Linked DNA regions of Mus musculus: all the other regions are linked to region 1. A link is a loop called in an ENCODE intact Hi-C map of the cell type or tissue named here. Cell type or tissue: heart. All regions are shown on one strand. Each heading gives the region's core, and the rest is flanking DNA. Links, peaks and the distances in the headings are about the cores only.

Region 1 (4,034 bases), core at 821-3,320:
AAGGAGTGTTTCTCCGTGATGTTTTCAGTGAGCTCGGATGGCTAAGTGTCAGTTAGGTTTTTCCTAAAATGAACATCTGCCGGGACGAATCTGCTCGTGCTCAGAAGACAGCGCTGCCAAGGTGAAATCACTCAGGATTGTCAGGATAGGGAGGGGATGTGCTTGCTTTTGGTTTTTTTTTTTTGTTTTTTTTGTTTTTTTTTTAATTCAATCACACAGATGATATCTTGTTAAGCGATTGCCAAGTAAAAGCACTTGTGCCTGGCTTCAGTGCCTCGTGTTCACAGGGACTGGGGCCTTTCCTTTCACGTGTCCTTGTGTTTTATTGGCCAAACACAAAGCAGCAATGTCCTCTTTCCCACCCTGGTCCTGCCTTTCACACCCCACCCCTGCCCCCACTCCTTTTTTGTCTGATGAAGCCAAGTTCACTGACCCTCATTAGAGCTGGGGCCAAGGTTGGCTTTCTCAGCAGGATGGTTGGAATTCCTGAGCATAGCTTGTTTTGAGTTTGTTTGTTGTAGCCCTCCATGCTTCCGAATATGGGAATGTGGTATCCTGAAATCCTCACCTCTGTGGAAACTTGAGATGCATCCTCGCCTGGGGAGTTTGGTGATGGAGCTAAAAATACTCACTCTGGGTAGAAGAGGAAGCCAGTGCTCCAGTGTCTGTCATCAGCAGTGTCTCCTTAGGAATTCCTGTATAGAACCTGATCTGGTTTGAGGCTGAGCAGAGTGGACCTGCGCTGACAGGTTCTTAATCGCCCCCCCCCCCCCCACAGCAGGTCTGCACTAACAAGCACACAGCAAATCAAATCTGGCTGTGGAGAAAGAAGAAGGTGGGAATCTGACCCCGTCGCCAGGCCTGGCAGGGCGGGCACGCTTGTCAGCTTGTCAGCTGCTCCAACGTCCGGCTTCTCTGCTGGCTGGTGAAACACACGAATCCTATTTTTAGCGCAGGGCTGTCTGATGTGTTACTGTCAAGACTTCAGCAGCAGCTGCAGCAGAGATTCCAGATTCCGACTTAAAGGCACCCCGTTTCTCAGTGGTGAAGCCCCTTCACTAAATGAGAGGGGGGAGTGTTGAGTAGGTGGACCATCCAGTCTCAAATGCAAGACCGGACTTGTCTCTTTCCGGGGACTCCTAGGTCTCGGTGTGCAGACACATGTGTGCACCCCTGATTTCTTTCTCCTCCTGCTTGGGTCCAGCCATGGAAAGAGGAGGAGAGTCCCTGAGTGGAGGAGAGTTCCAGAGCAGCAGCTGGCACCCAGGTCTTTTATGGCCCACTTGAGGGCTCCTGCAAGATCAGTTGAGATAACGTATATTATAGGAGAAGAAAACAAAACAATTTTTATATCCTTCAGAACCCCTAGGGGAGGGACAGACTTTTGTAATGAAAGGCACGTCAGCTGGAGCCATGCACACCAGTGTTGCTCTCCTTGAGGCAGAGGTGCACATGACAGAGAAATGAGCATGGCTCACAGGGACTGCACAGGCCCAAGCTTCGGACTCAGCCTCTGCATAGGCTGTGAGACAGAGACAGGTAACATGGGCGAGGCCACACGTGTGAGGTTCTCCAGTGAATCCATACCTGATCCTCCCTAAACAGAGGAGATGTCTATCAAGGGAGGGTTCCCACAGGGACATCAGCTTCCCACATAAAGCGGAGCAGCTCGTCCATACTCAGCGCTTCTTAGGACATCTGAGCATCTCAGTATAGCTTCTCTTTCTGCCAGAGGCAGGTGTGGGTGCCGTATACTTGTGCTAGAGCCTGTAGTTCCTGCCTGGCTTCTTACAGGGACTGAGGCTAGCTCTACCACTTCCTTGGAGAGCGGAAAGGGTCCAGTGCTACTTCCTGGAGCAGCGTTCTACCACTGATGCCGAAACAGTGCCCTTAGGGTGTGCTGTGCTTTGTTTGTGGAACACGTTGACAGCCAGCAGATGTCAGCCTATGCGTCCTCATGGTCAGGCCTGAAAAGGCTGGTGTCAGCTTTCAATCTGCTGCCTCCTCCGGTCCCCTGACTTGCTCCTTCTGTGCTGTCCGCTGCAAAATCAAGAGACTTGAGGTCAGTTAGAACAGAGTCCCTTGAACACGTTTTCCTGGAGAGGTGTGCTGACCTACTTCCTGAGAGAGAAGAAGGTGTTGTCACTGAGTGAGGAGGAACTCACACTGAGCGAGAGTGGTCTGGTGGGACCAGGCCAGCAGAATGCCCCTCACCTCCCCAGCGAGAGGGGAAGCTACTGAAAGATGGACAGTGCCGACTGTAGGGTCCACATTCATGCTCAGGGGCTTGGGACCAGAAATACCATGAGAACCGGCTTGTCTTTCTGGAAAGAGGGGCTGCCTGTTCCTGCTGTCTTCCTGGGCTTTAGATGCTAGGCCCCCGAGATGAGTCTTCCTGGTAATCTGCTCCGTCCCACGGCTCCTGCCTTGCTCCTTACTCCCTGCACAAGGCTGGGATGGGACTCGGGTGATATTAGCACTCTCAGAACCAGCTGTCTGGTCTGCAGTGTCTGTGTCTCTGTCTTCTGTCTGCCTGTCTGTCGTTAGTCCATCTGTCTGTGTCATGGTTAACCTCAGTCACCAGGGCCATGTATAAGGGAAGCTGGAGTAGTTATGGGCAGAGGTTTAGGAGCCAACCCTGGTGGCATAGTATTTATAGAAGGCCCCAGGAGGAGCAGGCATCAGGCAGCTGTGTGGGAGGGGCCTGGAGAGACAGGTCCACGCATGCAAGTGTATGGGAAGCAGCCTCCTTGATCACAGGTGTCCGAGGTTCTCGTCACCATATCCCTAGCTCTGATGAGGAGGCAGATCTTGGGTCCCACTCTCTCCAAAAGGAGCGTTCAAGGTCCCTTCTCCAGACTGCTCTTGCAGTGTGGGCTTTTACTCACTGAGTCAAGCATGTAAGATGGGTCTGTTGTGTTGTCAAGTTGTGTTTAGGTGTGGGGCATGTATTTTCATAGATGTGTGAATTTCCCACCCTATGATAACATTGTTCGCTGGCGTCTCCCACTACTGACAGCAGTGTGGGTAGTGTCCGGCTTGAGGCCTCGTGAGGAACACTGCCACACAAGTGTGCATTCACCCGATCTGACTCCCAACTGCTGTCTCCTGCCGTCATTCCCACCAGTGAGGAGTGGGTGACCCCTCGTGCATCTCTCAGTTGCATCGGCTGCTGAGGAGGCCGGGCACTTTCATATGATCACGGGCACCGCCTTGCTTTTGTGAAGGGTTTGTTTCTGCTGTTTCCCATTTGTAGCTGAGAAGTCCACCTCTTCCCCAACCGCCCCACCCCCCGATCGTGGGGATACTGCTGTCTTCTGGAAGCTGGAAATTAAGGATATATTTAAAAACAGTCTTCCAAGGAGGCACGGGAATGGCACCACAGGCTTAAGCTGCTTCCTCCTCCTGGCAGCAGGTCACTCCCTTCTAGGGAGCATCTATCCTGTGCGGCTCAGAGCCATGCTGCCCTACAGGGCTTGACATTAGTGTACTGCCGCTGTGCTCAATGGATCCCAGCGATCACAGAACCCACCCTGATTAAAAGGGCAAGGGTTGTCACTGGCACCTGCTATTGTCTTTTCTTGGACACGTGACAAGGCAAAAGCCAGGATGGAGGTGAGGGGAGGGGAGGCACTGACAGTCACGTGAGCACTCTTTCCCGCTGGAGCTGCACTCCACACCACACCCAAGAGGCATCCACCCCGCACCTTATTTTTTTCTCTTATGATATGGGATTTTAACTTGTTAAAAGAGGTTTTATGGGCTAGAGAGATGACTCAGTGGTTAAGAGCACTGACTGCTCTTCCAGAGGTCCTGAGTTCAAATCCCAGCAACCACATGGTGGCTCACAACCATCTGTGATGGGATCTGATGTCCTCTTCTGGTGTGTCTGAGGGGAGTGACAGTGAACTCACTATAATTTAAAAAAAAAAAATTTTTTTTTAAGAAAAAGTTTTACATTCCGGCAAAGCAGGAATGATGGGTGCTTTTGATTGTCTCAGTAATTTTTTTTATTTGAAAAAGCTTTTGATTTT
Region 2 (4,034 bases), core at 716-3,215, 130 kb after region 1:
CTGCCCTGGTTGTGAAGTCTGGGAAGTTAATACATATGTTAGTCAGCACATACTCCTCTAGACATATGACATACAAGAGTGGATTAAACACTGGGTAAACATAGGGCTGTACTACAAAGGTGCCCAGCCAGCATCTCGGTGGCACTGTTTGGTCTGGTATATTGCCCGCACTGGGGCTCGATGAAAGCTACTTTTAAAAAGCCCTGATACAGATAGACAGTGCCTTTCGGGATTGTACAATATTAGAATGTTAAATTGTAGAAGGACTGTTTTCCTATTCCCATTAGTTACTAAAAAATTCCTGTCAGAACAGCAACAAATCCATATACAAACATTAATACATACATATTTGTATCATTTCTGTATTTATATTTTAAATTATCTTTCATTTTATGAATTTAAAAGCAATCTCTATTTATAAAAAAACAAACCAAACCACTAGAGAGAGTAGATGAAGTCAAGGCATAAGATGATGACCCTATGTCATTTAATAAATCCTGCAATCAAAAGGGACTTAAGATTTTGGTTTTTTAAATGACCATGGTGCAAAATTTTCCATTTTAAAGATAGGTAGTAATGTTTTAATAGGTAGCAGAAGAAAATAAAGCACACCCAAGAATACCTGGGCAGCACTAGCTGGCCTTGGTAGGGTAATGGAGAAGACATTGCGGGAGGAGATGGGGCATGGTGAGGAGCAAGAAAGGGGCAAGGTATGCTCAAAACACATTGAGTGAAATTCTAAATTAATGCATAATCCACCCACTCACCCCCCCCCCACCTCAGACAGGGCTTCTCTGCCCAGCCCTGGCTGTCCTGGAACTCACTCTGTAGAGCAGGCTGGTCTCCAAATCACAGAGATCCACCTGCCTCTGCCTCTGCCTCCCAAGTGCTGGGATTAAAGGTGTATGCAGCTAACATGGGTCAAAATTATTAGCTGTTGTTGTTATTATTATTATTATTGGTTTCAATCTGCCTGTGTGTTTCCACAGTGCTGGGATTGAGAGAATGAGTCACCACCACCTGGCTTAAAATTAGTTTTGAAAACATAACAATTGCACTGTGTAAGTGGTCATGATGAAATGGAAACTCAGCAACCTGATCAAACTGTTTGATTCATGCACCAGCACTTTACAATTAGTCACTAATGCCAGGGGAACCACAATCTAAGATTTAACTTACAGTTTCAGAAACAATTTTACGTTTTATTGGCTGTAAGAAATCAGTGAGTGGCGGTGAGTCTAAGTGTGAAAATCACGATGTTTTAGAAAACTTTCTGGTACATACACTTAAAAACAAACTTTAAAAGTTAAAGCAGAAAATAACCTGATTGACTGTCATCAGACTCATCATCTTCATCATCCTCTTCATCTTCTTCCTCATCATCTTCCTCCTCATCCTCATTTGAGTCCTCAGAGTCTTTACTACTGGGAACGTCTGAATCTGTCCCTCTAAACTGTTCCACCAAGGCCGCGGCCGCTGCCGCCGGATGGGGGTGATGGTGCGCTTTGAGCGGGGTTGCGTCATTGCTGACCCGCTTTTCCTTCCCACTGCTGTGCAGGATGGGCGAGGCAGAGGGCAGCGCTGGAGTCTGACTGCCAGGGGCTCTCCTCCCACTCGTGCTCAGATTGACAGGTGAGGAGAACGGGGTGCTACTTGAGACATTTTCGTTAATCTTACTCTGCATTTTCGTTTTGGTAGTTAGTGCTAACGGAGCTTCTTGAATGACGCTTTGAATGACTCCATTTGGTTGGTGATTCCCTAAAAGTGCATTTGTCAAAAATGGATTAGGGTGGTTGTTATCTAGTGGTAGTTTTGGATGTGCTGGTGAGCTAGAGGTTGCTTTAGTATTTGACAAAGCTGCAATAACCTTCTTCAGGCTCTTCCCCATCTCCTGTTTCTTTCCTTGTGATGGGAATGTCTGCTTATATTGTTCCTGGTGAAACACAAGTTAAAAACAAAATGAGAAGGCCGGGAGACAGAGACTGAGTCTGTTTGTCAGTATCAGAACACAGCTGTCCAGAGAAACTTACACCGTGACAGGTCCAGGCACAGGGAAAGGAATGTCAGCAACCGCAAGGGGCTATCAGACCTTGCTTAGACATCCCGTGTCCACACTCTCATCTGTTTTAACCACTCAGAACACACATGCCTCTTGACTGTCCCCTCTCCTGACTGCTGTTCTCATATTCACAATAACCTAGTCTGAGGCCCTAAAACTGTCCCCCCCTCCCCTCCAAAAGCTCAAAGCAAAAACACAACACCAGCTAGTCCATTATGGATTCTTTCATGAAATATTGCTCAAATTTAGGACATTGCTGTTAAGCCTTCCTGTCCAACTCCTAGTAAATACCACATATGAATGCAGACTTTGTATTGCATTAGTTTTCTTTGAGTAGCTTCAGGGAGCCCCGTCAACCTCAGTTAGATGCAAATCATTTCATGGCTAGTCACTAGGCAGTTTTCTAGCTGGTCGGGCAGCTGCTTAGACCTGAGTCACGTGGCACCTTCCTCCTCCCACATTTTGCTAAAATCCTTTGTCTACAGAACTGTTTCAGGAGCATGAAACCCTGTCCATTCTTCAGGCAGTTTTCCACATTCCTCTCAGACAGACACATCCCTCATTCCATCCCCGGTGCTCCACCCAGCTGATATTCCATGGTCGACCAGTTGTTTGGTTTCTTTTTTTTCCTTTGTTGAGACAGATTATCATTCATGTAGCTCGGCTAGGCTGGCCTTGAACTCCTGACTGTCCTGCCTCCAACTCTCAAATTCTGGGATTACAGCATGTGTCCCAAACACTTGATTCTATGTATAGTTTACATGTGTTAATGCTTTAAAGAGTTAAGTTTCCATTGTTTGATACATTTCCAAAGCAGAAATTCTCTCTTAATGGTCTTCTAGAAACATTAACTAGAGCCCTGTTCTTGAAACACACCTGAGACGAATAACACTAGATTACAAAATGAATTTTTGAGGAAGAAAAAAAAATGGTCTGTTTATTTCTTGCTTTTTGAGCTAGAATCTTATTCTAGAGTGCAGGTCACTCTGGACACATTATTACCCAAGGTTTCTCCAACTCACTATAATTTTCTTGCTTCAGCCTCAGCTGACATTAGAGACATGAGCCATTATATTCAACTTATTTTTCAAAGCAAAAATTTAAGGTACCTGGGGGCCAACTGGGAACTGGGTACTAGGTTTTCTAACTGAATATTCCCAGCATACACAAGGTGCTGGGTTCAATATCCAGCACGGGAGGAAAACAAATAGAATACAATTTTCTTGGGAAAATTTATAAATAATAAATTCACAAAATTTACTTCTATAGGTAAAAATTAGAAACCAGATATTAAAAATCTGAAATAGTACTTCAGGGGCTAAATTCAGGGGCACAGTGGCTAAGACCACAGGCTGCTCTTCCAGAGGACCTACTTTAATTTCCAGCAAATAGACATCTGGTGGCTCACAGTTGTCCATAATTTAAGTACAGGGGTTCCTTCCCATAAACTCTTCTAGTCTTCCTGGGTACCAGGCACACATGCAGAAAACAGACATACATGCAGAAAAAAATATCCATTCACGTATAATAAGAAAATAATTAAATCTTTAAAAAGGAACTACTTGATAATAAAAAAGCAGATTTTACTGTTATAATTGAGATAATATATAATGATTTAGAATTATTAAAACATATTTTGCTAATTTGTTTTGTTTTTCAAGACAGGGTTTCTCAGTGTTCCCTGGCTGTCCTGTAGCTCTGTCAACCAGGCTGGCCTCAGTATGGAAAACCACCTGCCTCTATCTCCTGAGTACTGGGATTAAAGGTGTGTGCCACCATGGCCTAGCTTGTTTTGTTACTTTCTAAAATAAGAGGCTGGAAAGATAACCCAGTGGTTAAGAGCATTTATTGCTCTTTCAGAAAGCAACAGGTCATTTCCTAGAACCTATATGATGGCTTTTAACCAACCATAACTCCAGTTCGAGGGGATCCGACACCCCCCACCCTGCTTCTAATGCCCTTGGGTATCAAGTAC
Region 3 (4,034 bases), core at 716-3,215, 590 kb after region 1:
TCCTCTGCCACATATGTGGCTGGAGCCATGGGTCCTTCCATGTGTACTCTTTGGTTGGTGGTCTATTCCCCAGGAGGACTGGGGGTGGGGTCTGGCCTGTTGACAGTGTTGCTCCCCTCATGGGGCTGCAAACCCCCTTCAGTCCCTTCTGCAACTTCTCCACCGGGAAACCCCGAGCTCAGTCCGATGGTTGGCTGCGAGCATCCGCCTCTGTCTTTGTCAGGTGTGCAGTTATTTTTATGCCTCAAATTATGAACGCACATGTTGATTTTGTTGGTCATACAACACATGGCATGATACAGGTGTTAAACTGAAATTGTTTATGTCAATTAATATTTGAATGGTAGACATGATGAGGAATCCAGAGTCTCTTGCCTCTTCTGATCCACTCCAGTATCAACTGTGAATCACTATAAAAAAATTACTTCAAATGGATTTAGCCACAATGTAAAGGTAATTATATACGTCATTCCTTTGGTTGTGTTTGTTCTGGATATCCAGACGTTAACTATATATTAATTTGGCCATTTTAAAGAGGTAAAGAGACTTCAAGACTAAACAGTCATCTAAAGAGACCATTCAGGTGTGGAGCTTTCGATGACAATCAAACCTGAATGGCTCTTAGAATAGGAAGAACTCAAGATGTTATTAACTGAAAAAAATCCAAGACTTTCCAATTCTTGGGAGTATCTAAAGATACTCAGGTCAGTCACAGGGGAAAAACTTACATATATAGATATTTTAATTTTTAATGGTCCCAAGGTCTAGTAAATTTTTGATCAACCCATGGTCAAAGACCCTTCAGGAAAATAATATATTTTAAAGGGATGAATATTAATCATGAGTGAATTTTTAATCCTATGTTTTTTTTATGCTGTAGTTATGAAATTAAGTTCTGGGGCTTCTCTAGAGGACGTGGGTTCAAGTCCCAGCACCCACATGAGAGCCCACAACTGCCTCAAACTCCAGTTCCAGGGGATCTGGCACCTTTATATAGAGACATACATACAGGCAAAACACGAATGCACAGTAAATAAATAAGAAATCAAATTCTGATTAAAAATAAATGTGCATTCCACTCCTAACCAAGAAGCTATTTACAATTGATACCTGCTGGGAGAAGGGCAATCAATTTTCTCCGTTGGAGTGATACTGGGTATATCAACCAGTTGGCCAACACAAAATGAATGCCAAGGGTTGCTTTATGTGTGTGATTTTTGTTTTGTTTAGTTTTTTTTTTTTTTGGTCTTATTATTTTGTTAGTTTATTTTAATTGTACTGTTGTTGAGAAATAGAGAGAATATGAAGTCAGGTGGGGAAGGAGATGGGGAAGGTCTGAGAGGAGAAGGAATATGGTCAAGATATACTGTATGAAAAATATTTTTAAATTAATGAAAGAAGAAGAGATCTATGAAAAGGATTTTAAAGGGTTCATATGTGAAAAAAGCGAGTCCCTTAGTACTCTATGTTTCTGAAATTTCAGCAGTGGGAACAAGTGCAAATTGGTTCATGGGGACAGGCTTCAGGGAAGGCTCAACACAGGATTTCAAAACAGAGCCTTGACAGCAATCTCATCTCTTTCAGCAAGGCCACGGCTGCAAGGGCATACTTTTGTCCACTTGTTATGTGTGATTTTATACTTTTACTGGGAGGCTAATTGACCACAGCTTCATCAAATCCACCAAAATAAAAGGAAATTTAATTTCACTTGAGAGTTTTTTAAATTGAGTCTTTATACCATCCGGTTAGTTCTTTTGAGTCATAAATATATAACTGCTACCTAATATAATGTTCTTTTAAAAGTTAAGTCCTATGACTTGGAAAACAAAATGAGAGTCAAGTGTCCCAGTGTGTCAGCCACATAACAGCAGTAGCAAAGAGCTGTGACCGGGAGCTGTAGTCGTTGTAATAGTCTACAGGGACTCTAGTCTTCAGGTTGTACTGATAAGGATCCCAGTTTGCTGTGCAGAACACATTCATACTTTTTCTCAGAGCGCCCCCTAGTGACGAGTGGCAGGTAGCACCAGGGCCATGGATTGTACTGGCAGAAATACACAAGGAGGCAAGCCTGAGAGTGCCCATGTTTATCCCAGGGACCATACTTAATTTTCATAGCTACCTCCTGTCGTCTGTGTATAGATTGCTTCCCTGGGAATAACGTGTCATGAGCATAGAAGCCACCCTGACTGGTTCACCCCAGGACTGTGCTAGAACAGAAGATCTATCTTAATAAAGACACCCAGTAAACACTCAGACGGCAAGTAACCTCTTACTCTTGATTATGGAGACACTTTTATTTATCATAAATTAATGACAGAATATCAAACCTGTGACCTTTTAATACACAGGAAATATACTTTAAAATTTTAATGTGTGTGTGTGTGCATGCACATATATGTGTGGGCATACTGAGGCTAAAGTCTGACATTAGGTGTCTTTTCCCATGATAGTTTTTGAGATAAAGTCTGTCACTGAACCTGAAATTCATCAGCTTGGCGAGACTGGCTGGTGAAAGAGCTTCTGGGATTCGCCTGGTTTTGTCCCATACCCACCCCAGAGCTGGGGTTGCAGATGTGCACCACTGCACTTAGTCTTTATGTGGGTACTGGGGATTTGAACTCAGGTCCTCAAGATGGCACAGCAGATACTTTACCAACTGAACTGTCTCCTGGCCCCAAATATCATACTCTTAATCCTCATTAACCAACCAATGGCATCAACTAATCCAAGACTAAAAGGAGATGGTCAGAATGGACAGTTTATTTTAAAACACCTTCTCCAGGGTTGTTTTATTCAGTATTTTTTCAACATCTTGTTTAGTTTGGTTCTAATGGGAGCACAATTCAGATCTTCACTTTTTTTTCTCTTTAAGTTTGAGTTACATCTATTCTGTAAGCCCTGGTTAGATTACATATTGCCAGGTAGTGGTGGCACACACCTTTAATCCCAGCACTTGGGAGGCAGAGGGTTTGAGGCTAGTCTGGCATACAAAGTGAATTCTAGGACCGCCAGGACTGTTTATACAAAGAAGCTGTGTCTTGAAAACAAAACAGAACAGAACAATAACAAAAGATTGTTATATAGTATTTTATAATTTTAGATTTTAGTTTTTAATAAGTAAGGCCCATGAACTTTGACAATATTAAACTCTCAATGCATTTCTTTAAACTTACCTAAAAGATATCTTTAAATCAAGGTAATCAATTAACAGGTGAGGGTTTATGGCACAGTTTAAACTGTATGGTTGTTCTTGAGAGTGCCTGCCTACTGAGTTCTTCATATGTAGGAGAAGGTGGTATTTCTCCCACTTAACTTGAGAATCAGATCTAATATAACTTTGTCATTCAAAGTATTAGTTGAGAGCTCAGAACCTGAAGTCTAAAATTTAGGATTTTCCCAAACCACACCATTTAAAAATGGTTGATTTAGAATCAAACAAGCACTGACTGGCAGAAGTACCATCCTGTCATATGGAGTGAGAGGACACGCCCCCTTTCTCTTAATGTATCGAGTGTACCTACACACTGAATGCTTACCAGACTGGCCTGAGAATTCTATTTAATAGTTCTTGTCTTTTAAAATAATGGGCCTTTTCAGAATGGGCCACAGTTAAAGGAAATGAATACGTTAAATCCCATCTGATTTGGTTAAGATTCAAAACCAGTGCTTGAAGATTAATTAAAACAGAGGCGCAATTCACACTATAACGGCATCTCGTTAAGGGGAAATGCAGATAGGACGCCCTTTGTGGCCTCTTTTGCTCTCTGTAGCTGGAGCATCTCTAACTTCTTCATCATTGGTGTTCTTCTCAAGATCAGAAATGAGAATGTTCTCTTCTAAATGTGCTGTGCTGAAGTTGAGTGTGGGGTAGTAAGAACCCCGAGACCCCGTGAGTCTCTGGAAGATGTCACTTTTCTGCTTATATATCCAGAAGCAAAGCATGAAAATGCCCAGGGCTATTATCAACGTCAGCGTTACTGTGACAGGAACGATGCTGTGGCTTAGTCCTGGAGAAAGACAAAGAAACACAGAGG

The links. A loop is a pair of places that touch in the nucleus more often than their neighbours do. Peaks named below come from ENCODE experiments on the same cell type or tissue, not always from the same donor. Only the 100,000 strongest peaks of a DNase experiment are listed, where the experiment ranks them.
Region 2: a loop joins it to region 1, with 2.9 times the contacts of the local background. A loop is called at or near these places in 2 of 42 quality-filtered maps.
Region 3: it touches region 1 in a loop (10-fold over the local background); 3 of 42 quality-filtered maps call a loop at or near these places.

What each region holds. Positions count from the first base shown.
Region 1 is chr2:59,828,444-59,832,477 of GRCm38, forward strand. The region is part of intron 19 of Tanc1 (tetratricopeptide repeat, ankyrin repeat and coiled-coil containing 1); the gene reads left to right. Among named protein-coding and RNA genes, the nearest start is that of Wdsub1, 52 kb to the right of the region's middle. RefSeq lists an enhancer at 330-918. In heart, for the core only: a CTCF peak has its summit at 1,928 (motif pointing right); DNase peaks (open chromatin) are centred at 918, 1,958 and 2,698; H3K4me3 peaks cover 680 bases; H3K27ac peaks cover 2,500 bases.
Region 2 is chr2:59,960,698-59,964,731 of GRCm38, forward strand. Baz2b (bromodomain adjacent to zinc finger domain, 2B) reads right to left here. Exons shown (of 36, transcript NM_001001182.3): 9 at 1,324-1,933. Among named protein-coding and RNA genes, the nearest start is that of Gm13572, 74 kb to the right of the region's middle. In heart, for the core only: no CTCF peak of the experiment used is centred there; no DNase peak of the experiment used is centred there; H3K27ac peaks cover 1,439 bases.
Region 3 is chr2:60,416,296-60,420,329 of GRCm38, forward strand. Pla2r1 (phospholipase A2 receptor 1) reads right to left here. Exons shown (of 30, transcript NM_008867.2): 30 at 1,248-4,007. The coding sequence ends at 3,718. Among named protein-coding and RNA genes, the nearest start is that of Gm13580, 6.8 kb to the left of the region's middle. In heart, for the core only: a CTCF peak has its summit at 2,013 (motif pointing left); a DNase peak (open chromatin) is centred at 2,006.